2 separate regions of the Homo sapiens genome follow, and region 1 is linked to region 2. Evidence: chromatin loops called from intact Hi-C (ENCODE). Cell type or tissue: psoas muscle. All regions are shown on one strand. Each heading gives the region's core, and the rest is flanking DNA. Links, peaks and the distances in the headings are about the cores only.

Region 1 (5,311 bases), core at 312-5,311, 93 kb after region 2:
CAAGTGGCTCTTGAAACACTTTTGAGATGTGGAGTAAAAAGTTATTAAAGACCAGGGGGCAGAGAAGACTAGGCTAACTCTTTCCCAGCTCACTCTTAAGAAACATCAGCGACAGAGGAGCCCCTGGAAGACAGCAACAAAGGCTCAGCTGAGGATGCTCCCCAGCATTCGAAGGCCACCTGGGCAGACCAGGAGAATGGAAGCTCTGAGGACAACAACTTTTCTGAAACCCAGAATGACAAAGACTCTGCAAGTGCCGGAGACGCTCCAGCTTCTGGAGCAGATATGGAAGAGCCCAAGTGTGCAGACGACCGTCAGCATATGCCAACAAGTCCTCTCCCGGCACCTGCGCAAAAAGCAATAGACACAAACCCTGAAGAGGCAGAAGAAATAAAACCTAGCGAGCTCAAGGAGGATTAGGATGCTGAAGAGCCTGACCTGATCTGTTGTGGCCTTTGTATTTCATGGTGGAAATCTCTAAGGGCAAGTGAAGGAGCCCTGAGAATATCCTCCAGGGAACAGACACCCTCTCCATAGCAGCCCCTGAGCCCACTGGGCTGAGCCCTCCATAGGCTGCTTTAATGAGGGAGGGGCTGAGGTGCCGGTCAGGCTACCACATGCAGGATTCCGAGGGCCATGCAGCGCGTTCTTGTCCGCAGTGCCACTTAAGCTCATTTGAGGGGATCCAGCCCTGCCCTCCATGTCCCCAGAAGACAACAGGGAGGGAGCTTCACCAGTTCAACATGAGCAGCCACCGGGGTTGATCATGAATCCCCGTTTCATGCCTCCTGGGAAAGGTGTGAGAAGGAGGGAGGCACCCCGAGGCTTCTTGCCACACAAGCAGCACCCGCAGCCCAGCATTGCACACCTGCGAGCACTCAGTAGGTCCTGGCATCAAGAAGGGGAAAGGCCAGGATCCAAGACCCGCTGGGATGTGCCCAGTCCCACGGACCCCCCAGCCTCCATGGAGCCCTCGGTGTCTGGGGTGGCCTCATGGCCCCGTTTCTCAAGATGAGGTTGGAGGCTTCTGTGTGTAGAGAGCACTGGCTTGGGCATCAGTGGTTCTGTGTCTGTGTCAGACACCAACAAGAAACCCTTGATATACATATTGTAGCAGGACGAGCCGCAGACAAAACTCCTGACACTGGATTAAAGAAGGAAGAAGTTTATTCGGCCGAGAGCGTTGGCAGACTCGCATCTTAAAAGCCGAGCTCCCCAAAAAAGAAATTCCTAGCCCTTTTAAGGGCTTACAACTTGAAGGGGGGGGTCCATGTGAAACGGTTGTGATAGATGGAGCAAGCGTGGGGAACGTGACTGGGGGCTACATGCATCGGCTAACAGAACAAAAAGTTTTACAGCGCTTTCTCATACAATGTCTGGAACTTACAGATAACACAAGTAGTTTTGGTCAGGGGTTAACATTATTATTATTATTTTAACCACCAAGGCCGGGTGGTGGCGCCAAGGTCGTCTAGCTATTTATCTTACTTCTGTTTCTTTCTAACTTTTTGCTGTCTCACTTTTCTCCTGTCTTATAAACTAGGGAAAAGGGGAGGTGGTGGAGAAGAAGCTGGGAGGGACAACAGGAGAAGTGGTGGTCTCATTCCATAGTATAAGCACATTTTTTCCAATAAGTCAACCTTAGCTTACTGTAACTTTTTCACTTTATAAACTTAGTATTTTAACTTTTCAAAAAACAAACAAACAAAAAACAAAAGAAACATCAGCCTATTACATATTTCCTCTTTAGACATCTGGACTCCTCTACAAAGAGGTGTCTATTTTTGATTTTATGGTGTCTAAGAACTTGGTCTCCCAGAGTGCCCTGTCCCCCAAAAGATGTTCAAAGCTGGCATTCTATAATCTACCCAAACTCTTCTGCTTTTGTGTTAATTACAGCTGGCTGCAGAGAGAGTCCAGTCCCGTGAGCCCCATCTTCCGCTTGAAGCTGTTTGACAGGTCCCCTGTGTGGCTCAGGGCCCAGCCTTTCAGATCAGTTCAATAAAACCCAGGGGTCTACTCCAAGGACACTAACCCATCACTTTCCAGTGCCTCGTATAATTACGCAGCCGACCCTAGAACGCCCTCCCCGCCTCCACGTCCCCTCTACATGAAGGCGCTAAGCCCAAAACTCCTCAGGTTTTTCCACAGGCCGTCGTCACTCCCTCTTTGCCACGGCGTTTGAGATTCTGGGCTAAGACTATTGGTTTCAGCATCTGGGATGTTTTCTCACAGCCGAGGACGCTGAATAGAAAACTGCCAGAAAGCGGGAGGGGTCCCCGGCAGCAGGTCCCGTTTTTTCTCCCCACCTGCCTCCCGGGTGCTGCGGCTTCCGCCACGACAGTCTCGACCCTGCACACGGATTTTTTTCCTCCGTTCCATGAACCAAACATAATGATTCTGGTTTACATATTTAAGCGAAGGGGAGAAGAAACGCGACTCTCAGGACCCAAGGGCTGAGGCAGGGTTTTTCTGTCTCAAAGACCTCCAGTTAAGACATTTTTCTCCTGCAAAGCCTTTCCTACAATGATGGCTTAATCGTGTAATTATGTAAACCAGTCACAACCTGGATAGCTAAAACAAAAAAACCAATTCCCTACGCCCGAGCCAAGCCTGCTCCCCCTCGCCGTGCCGCATCCCAAACACCCCGCGCTCGCTCAGCCAACGGCCAGGTTTCGGTTCAACCGAAAACCACGGGAAGTGGGAGGAGCTACTGGCTCAAGGGAGGGAGGTGGGACTTGACCTCCGAGCAACGGCCCCGGTGATTGGCCAACCTTCTGCCGCCGCCACCAATGGGCAGGCGCCCTGAAACGTTCGGCGAGCCGACTGCGGCTGCGCGGGGTATTCGAATCGGCGGCGGCTTCTAGTTTGCGGTTCAGGTTTGGCCGCTGCCGGCCAGCGTCCTCTGGCCATGGACACCCCGGAAAATGTCCTTCAGTAAGTGTCCGTCTGGTGGGGTGGGGAAGCCCAGGGGGCTGGGGCGCCTGGGGTTCGGGCCCGGCCCGCCCCAGACCTGCCTTCTTTTGCCCCCTTCGCCCCCTTCCTGGGTTTGGAATGTGTCCCACCCAGCAAGGCCGTGGGCTGCTTGAGAGCCGGGGAGGGCTCCGGCACCTTGGGTTCCGCTGAGGCCCGGCGCTTGTCCGCCCATCTGCGCCGCGGTGGCCGTTTGGAGCAATCTGGATAATTCGTTAGGCCCTCAGAGCTCTCGTTTATTCTTTGTAAGGAATCCCCTCCTGACAGTTCAACCTAACAAAAATCCTGAACCTTGTGTTTAGATTTTGTGATACGTTTTCAAAGTCACGTATTTAACAATTCGACTACAGTAGGGAACGAATTTAAAGTTGCTCTCCTATCCATAATCTCACTGCTATTTTTTAAAAGTCTTTGAATACAGGGTACTTTAAGAAAAAAAAATTGAAAAAAAATAGCTTTGCTCATTATTGAGTGATGTGTGCCAACCTGCTAACATCACTCACTTTTTACTTAAAGTTCCCACGCCTTTGTTTTATGACTTAGATGATTTACCCAGACTGTTACTTAAAGGCATTTAAAACAATTAAGTCATAGGTTCAGGAAGTAAAACTGGTCCGTTTTATCAGTTCTTTGCGATCAGAAGACCGAGATTGTTAAATGCAGTCAAAACAAAAATCCATTTGCTCTAAGACTTTTTCTGTAACCTTCAACCTAGCCAGCAAATTATTTTCTTTCAGAAGTCCCCCGCCCCTTTTTTAAAGGTAAAGCAGATATTCCTGGTCCTGTTTTGACTTACTAAAGATTAATGTGCTTTAATGAACTGGATGTTTTACTATTACAGTGCATTTAGGTCATTTTACTAGAGAAATGTGGTTGGTGTTAGAATATGAAATGTTTACCTTGGGCGAGCCTACTAGACATATTTTGGAAGAAAGGTTCTGAAATAGGGATTTGTCCCTCTGCTATAAGACATGAGAGACATTCAAACTTCAGAATTATTATTTTTTTTAGTTTTAAAAATAAGCAATGCGTTTATATGACTAAAAGAAGATTTAGAACAGTATTTACCGAGAACTCCTGTACCTGACTACTGTCCCACTCTGTCACATGTAACCGTTTTTCTAGTTTCTTTTTGGAAATATAAATATTTACATTATTATAATATATTAAATGTCTGCACGTTTGTATACATTTTTTGCCTTTACCACACATAAAATATAACAGTATATATATACGCTGCTCTTTTGCCTAACAATATCCCTGGAGATCTCTACCAATACATAAAGTTCTTTCTTATTCTTTTTTTACAGCTGTGTAATACTTCATGTACCCTAATTGATCTAAGCAGTCAACACAGGTTGTTGACAATCTGTTTCAAATAGTGGCACGGTGAAAAATCTTGTACATAACATTTTGCGGATACACATGTGTATGTGTCTTCTAGATCTGCAGAAGCGGTTTGTTGGATCAAAAGCAAATCAGTCCAGTTTTGGTAGATAATTCCCTTGGCAGGAATTGAGCACATGCCCACCTACAAGCAAGATGCGACAGAGAGCCTGTTTCTTATTGCTGCACCTACACAATCTTTTCACATGTTTTTTAGTTTTGCCAATCTGATGAGTGAAGAATTGTTTCTCAGCGAAGTGAATTTCTGTTATGAGAGACTGAACATTTTTCATGTTTGTGAGCCATGTATCTTTTTCTGTGAAATAATTTATTATGCCCTTTGCTCATTAAAAAAAAATAGGTTAATAGTTTTTTTCTCAGCTTCTAAAAGCTCATTGTTTTTCCAGTTTATCATTTCTCTTTTGACTATTTTGTGGTTTTTTTGTTTGTTTTGGTTATTTGCCATGGAGAAGTTTTTATTTATATATAGTTGTCTTTATTTAGCTTTTCTTTTGTGGCTTCTGGATTTTGAGTCATAAGAAACATTGATTTCATTCATATACCGAGGTGATAGCTAGAAGTAAATATTGCTTTTTAGGCAGGACATGGTGGCTCATGCCTGTAATTCTAACACTTTGGGAGACCAAGGTGAGAGAGTCACTTGAGGCCAGGAGTTCAAGACCAGCCTGCGAAATATAGTGATACCTCATCTCGGCAAAAAATAAAAAATTAGCCAGACATGGTGGCATGTGCCTGTAGCCTCAGCTACTCAGGAGGCTGAGGCAGGAGGATCTCTTGAACACAAGAGTTCGAGGTTACAGCGAGCCATGATTGCACTGTTGCACTCCAGCGTGGGCAACAGAGCAAGATTCCATCTCTAAAAAAATAAAAATAAAAATACATATTGCTTTTTACATCGTTTTTTCAAAAAAAAAAAAAATCTTATAGTGTC
Region 2 (5,375 bases), core at 130-5,129:
AGAAGCCAGAGGCCCAAGAGGGAGCCAAGGCCAGGGCGGCAGAGCCAAGAGCTCAGAGTCTGTCCGTCGGTCAGGAGCCAGTCCTGGGATGGGTGGGGGAGTACAGCGGTCACAGTCTGCAGCACTCGCTGGGGCTGGCACTGGAAGTTGTGGGCAACAGGGTGGGGCCTGGGTGAGTTGGGACTGGGACAGGACAGACATCTCAGCCTCTTGGCAGATTCCTGGCTCAGCTCCTTTTGCACAACACACTCAGGGCTTAAATGTAAACGCTTCCCAGGAAAGGCTGTTTCTTCTCTCAAGGTCTGAGTAGAAAAGTAACCACCCTCCCCGGCATTCCCAAACACCTTCTAAGGTGAGCTGACCTTAGAACATTCTTCCATTTTAGATCTGATCACCCACCTGATATTTCTCCAAATACAAAAATACCTCAAACGGAGATTACCTAAAATTCTGATAAAAATAATAGTCATAATATATGTAATATAAATATAATGCAACCAATGTTCTACTAGTTCCCCTCTGATCTGCTGAGACTGAGCTTCCTGAGAAAATAGTAGACGATTTAGATCAGTGACTCTCAACCTTTATGGTCCCTGGACCTTTTCTGAGGATTCCAAAGAGGTTTTGTTTGTCCAGGCTACAGCTGTCAATTTACCATATTGCATAATTTTTATGAAAAATAGTCATAATTTCAAAAAACTCATGAGAAGAATGGCATTGTTTCACATTGTTTTAGTATCTGGCTCAATAAAAGATAGCTGCCCTTTCATAACTGCTTTTGTGCCATCTGTTGTGATATGTTGTTTTGGTTGAAGTTTATGATGAATATCCAGTGTCTCACATGCAGGTAGTTGGACATATACTTTCCACATAGCACCTGAAAGGGTATTGGGGACACACACGGGTCCTCGGGCCTTACTTTGAGAACCACTGGTTTAGATAACGATGGTGCAACTATGCCCCTCACTCGTGTGGATCATGGGGATAAAAACCAGAGCTCTGGGTGAGAGAGAGAACGGTTGTAGGCTGGTTGGGGGAGGGGAAGAAGGAGTCAGGGGTAGGATCTTCATCATCCAGGTATCTGTCCCCAACCCACACTACACTTGGCTGAAAGAAGCCTGATCCCAGCTGGCTCCCTCCTGGGGAAAGGTAATGTTGAGATGCGGTTTCCCTATGAGCCACCCACAAGCCCTGATTGGTAGGGACCAAATGCTTAATGGGAACAATTTTGGGGAGACAGGGTGCAGGAAAGGAGGCATAGTGCAGCAGTCCGCAACCCCAGATGCACAGTGGGTCACCTGGGAGATGTAAATGCTGACTTGATTAGCCTGAGCAAAAGCCTTCACAGCAGGAGTTTTGAAAGTTGTCTGGCTGCTTCTATTGTGCAGACAGGGGCAAGCACCACCTGTTTGACGTGGGCTCAGGAAGCAGAGCACCTGGGTTTGAATCCCTGGTTCACTAGTCATTTATATATACAACTCACTAATTGTATAACTAACCTCAGGCCAATTACTCAGCTTCAGTTTACTTATCTGTAAAATGGGAATGCCATGAGGGATGTTGTGAATACTGAATGACATCATCTATTTAAAGTTCTTAGTGTTGGGACTGTACCAGAACATGTACTCAGTCAACTTGAGCTGTCACTGTCTGCTATGGTGAAGATCAGTGCAGGCTGTCAGACTCTGTCAGCTTCCAGGGATGAGCATCTCTGAGGAAGCTGTCCCCCATGCAGGACAAGACACTGCCACAAAGTAGATGATAAGACCTGGGTCTTAGAGACAGAAGGTCTCTGCATCTGGAAATAGAGGCAGTTGGTGACTCCCCCAGCCCAGGATCCAATTCTGGAAACTTCAGGGGAACAAGAGAGCTCTTGGCTGAGGTGCACAAAGGTGATGTCACTAGAAACAGGTGCAGGAGAAGTTGGCACAGAGAACAATGATGGTGTTCACACTGTGTGTGTGTCTGTGTGTGTGTGCGTGCACACTCTGCAATCAGACTCATATTGTTTTTTCGCTTTAAAATTATTGAAACATCTCAAATCTATTACAGATGGCAGAGGGGAAAACACAGCGTGGAAATATTTTAATGGTTTATTCTTGGCCTGCGGACTGTCCATAGAGACCTGGAGTGAATGAGACTCCCTTCTTATTTGTCCCCTAGAACATCATCATTACACATTATACACCGCGTTCTGCCTCAGAGCTCATCGGATCATCCACAAAAGTGGAGAGCAACATGAAAGGGGGGTCCAGGGAAACACAGACGGGCCTGGCATGCTCCCTGAGCAGGCAGGACAGCCATGACTCAATCATTTTATTAAGAGGCAGGATGAATCATGTAACACTTCTAGAATTACTGGATGTGGACAGCTCCTCCAGCTGTTTACAGGGCGGAATTTGAGAGCCTTCAAACACAGATGTGCTGCCGAGTCTCATGACATCCGCCCAGCGAGATGAGCCTGCCGCACTGATGGCCAGTTTCATTTCCTTCAGGTTTATTGGCTTTTGTGAATTCATACAGAGAGAGGTGCCAAACAGGCCGAGATAATTCACAGAAATGACTGGAGGGATGGTCTAGGGCCAATCCTGTGCCTCCTGGAGGAATTATATCTAATCACCCAGGACAGAGAGTTGTCCAGGCTGCCTAAGGCCACTAAGTGAGCCAGGAAAACAGGAAGATAATTGGATCCAGAGCTCAACACGCTTCATCAGGAGCGAGATTACAGAGGCTAATCCTTCAGACTCAGCGGGTCGGGCTGCAATTAGCAAGCCTCATTAAGGGATCAGCTCTCACATCCGGGTCTTGAGTATTGACACTAAGTTAAGCCACAGACATGTTGGGCTGATTAAGGGAGCAAGAAGCTGGCCACAGGCCAAGATTTCACCTTCCAACCAGCCCCATGCCGAACGCACTTGGAGGCGACTCTGACAGAGAGAGTGGTTGGCAGCAAAGAGGTTGGTTGTTTTTGTGTTTTTTTTCTTTTTTGGTTGTATTCACAGCTCTAAATGGATGCTCCATCAAGAGGCAATTTCCTAGCTTGAAAATCTCTGCCAAACTACTTGGTATGAAATGATTTTTTACGCTTCGCAAGCACGCTCCACTTTGTCACATGGGAGTTTTCCTGTGCCAAGTGAACATCCATCTGCACGTTCTCCAGCTCAGCTGACACTGCAGCGCCCTTGTCAGCGTGGAGGTGCCTGCAGTATCGCAGCGCAGGTGGTGCCAAGGCTCTGCCTGTAATTCCTTCCTGAGAAGACTCCAGGATTGGTCCTTGTCTCCTTAGACAACCTACCAAAGGTTGGTGGGATTGTGGGGAAGGGAGAGGGATCTACTTTCAAGCATGGATCCCAGGCCCCCACTAGCTCCATTCTACGCTCCACAAAGAAAGGCGCCCCTGTGGTCTCCTGAACTGGGAGGACTCCATCCCTCAGTCCTCAGACTCTCCCTCCCAGACCATGCTGGGTGGGGAAAGGGCTGGGCTGCTGCAGGATAGGGTCGGCTCCTCAGCATGCCGCTGAGCTGCAGCTACCCTAGTTCAGGCTCCTCCCTTAGGGGGTCTCAGAGGGCGGGTGGTGTTGGGTTTTTTGTTTGTTTGTTTGTTCATTTTGAGACAGGGTCTCACTCCGGTTGCCCAGGCTGGAGTGCGGTGGTGCGATCATAGCTCACTGCAGCCTCGACCTCTGGAGCCTCAAACGATCCTCCCACCTCAGCGTCCCAAGTAGCTGGTACTACAGGTGTGGGCCACCATGCCTGGCTAGTATTTGTTTAGTGTTTTGGGGTTTTTGGGGTTTTTTATTTTATTTTATTTTATTTTTTGAGACAGAGTCTCGCTTTGTTGCCCAGGCTGGAGTGCAGTGGCGCAATCTCAGCTCACCGCAACCTCCGCCTCCTGGTTCAAGGGATTCTCGTGCCTCAGCCTCCCAAGTAGCTGGGACTACAGGCGTGCACCACCACACCTGGCTAATTTTTGTTTTGTTTTGTTTTGTTTTGTTTTGTTTTAGTAGAAACAGTGTTTCACCATGTTGCCCAGGCCATGTTTCGCCATGTTGAGGCCAGGCTGGTCTCAAACTCCTGGCCTCAAGTGATCCACCTGCTTCCCTCCCAAAGTGCTAGGATTACAGGCATGAGCCACTGTGCCTGGCCAGTTTTGTATTTTTTTTTTTGTGGAGACAGGGTTTCACCATGTTGCCCAGGCCAGTCTTGAACTCCTGGGCTCTACCCAGTATCAGCCCACCTTGGCCTCCCAAAGTACTGGGATTACAGATGTGAGCCACCACACCCTGCTGAGGTATATTTTTTCCTATATACCATGAAGCTGAATGAACTTGGCTAAAATACATCACTCCTAATACTGACACAAAGGAACTCACTAATCATGTATTTTTTTCTTTCTTTCTTTCTTTCTTTCTTTCTTTCTTTCTTTTTTCATGAGGCTAAATTGACTAAAATAATACCACTAAATTTAGAATGACAGTTTTTAGACAAATAAGACATAAACTTTGGATAAGTCTAAAGTACTTTAAAAGCCCTTAAAATGAGTTATTTCTATTTCCCAGCTATTTAACTTTATCCCTAAAATTATATGGGTTTTGTGTACAAATATTTTATTACTTCTGCTGATACTCCTATTCCCTCGCCTGTGAGATTGGAGAAGTGAATGTGTGGGCCGAGGAAAGGGTTTGTTAGGTTAGTGGGAGTGGGGCAGAAAAGGGGCCTGAGGAAGACACTCTCCTCCACCGAGACCTGTCTGTCAGCTGCCCTCAGCATGAGATCAACAGGCTTAGCAAGTCACAAAAGCAAACAAAACAAAATCTCTAAGCAAATTAACATAGGAACAGAAAACCAAATACCGCACGTTCTTACTTATAAGTGAGAGCTAAACACTGAGTACACGCAGACACAAAGAAGAAATCAATAGGCGCGGCGGCCTACTTGAGAGAGGAGGGTGGGAGAAGGGTGAGGGTCAAAAAACTACCTATCGTGAGTTCAGTGCCCACTACTGGGGTGAGGAAATACTCTGTACATCAAACCTCCATAACACGCAATTTACCCATGTAACAAACCTGCACATATACCCTCTAAACATAAAATAAAAGCTGGAGAGAAAAAAACTCTCTCTCTCTCTCTCTCTCTCTCACACACACACACACACACACAACCATACCAGAATAATAATGACACTTACCAGATCCTGACCTGCACGTTTTAACAGAGGCAGGTCCATGGCAAACTTCACTCTCTGAACTGTCAAAGCTCTCATTTCATCCAAGCTTAAATCATACCTGTGAAGAACAGATACAAAATAAGACAGCCAATAATTGGTGACTGAGGGGAGGCTGTGGATGCTTTGACCCCGGGCTCAGACAGAAAAG

The links. Peaks named below come from ENCODE experiments on the same cell type or tissue, not always from the same donor. Only the 100,000 strongest peaks of a DNase experiment are listed, where the experiment ranks them.
Region 1: it touches region 2 in a loop (2.6-fold over the local background); 22 of 110 quality-filtered maps call a loop at or near these places.

What each region holds. Positions count from the first base shown.
Region 1 is chr2:110,675,596-110,680,906 of GRCh38, reverse strand. BUB1 (BUB1 mitotic checkpoint serine/threonine kinase) reads left to right here and starts at 2,844. Exons shown (of 25, transcript NM_004336.5): 1 at 2,844-2,937. The coding sequence starts at 2,912. LOC105373554 (a long non-coding RNA gene) reads right to left here and starts at 2,695. Exons shown (of 2, transcript XR_923189.4): 1 at 2,310-2,695. RefSeq lists enhancers at 1,825-1,914, 2,175-2,234, 1,747-2,667, 2,668-3,588 and a silencer at 2,745-3,144. In psoas muscle, for the core only: no CTCF peak of the experiment used is centred there; a DNase peak (open chromatin) is centred at 2,766; H3K4me3 peaks cover 1,807 bases; H3K27ac peaks cover 962 bases.
Region 2 is chr2:110,768,278-110,773,652 of GRCh38, reverse strand. It overlaps ACOXL (acyl-CoA oxidase like), which reads right to left. Exons shown (of 18, transcript NM_001142807.4): 2 at 5,189-5,285. The coding sequence starts at 5,263. Among named protein-coding and RNA genes, the nearest start is that of ACOXL, 38 kb to the right of the region's middle. RefSeq lists an enhancer at 1,023-1,524. In psoas muscle, for the core only: no CTCF peak of the experiment used is centred there; DNase peaks (open chromatin) are centred at 2,352 and 2,882; H3K4me3 peaks cover 885 bases; H3K27ac peaks cover 2,790 bases.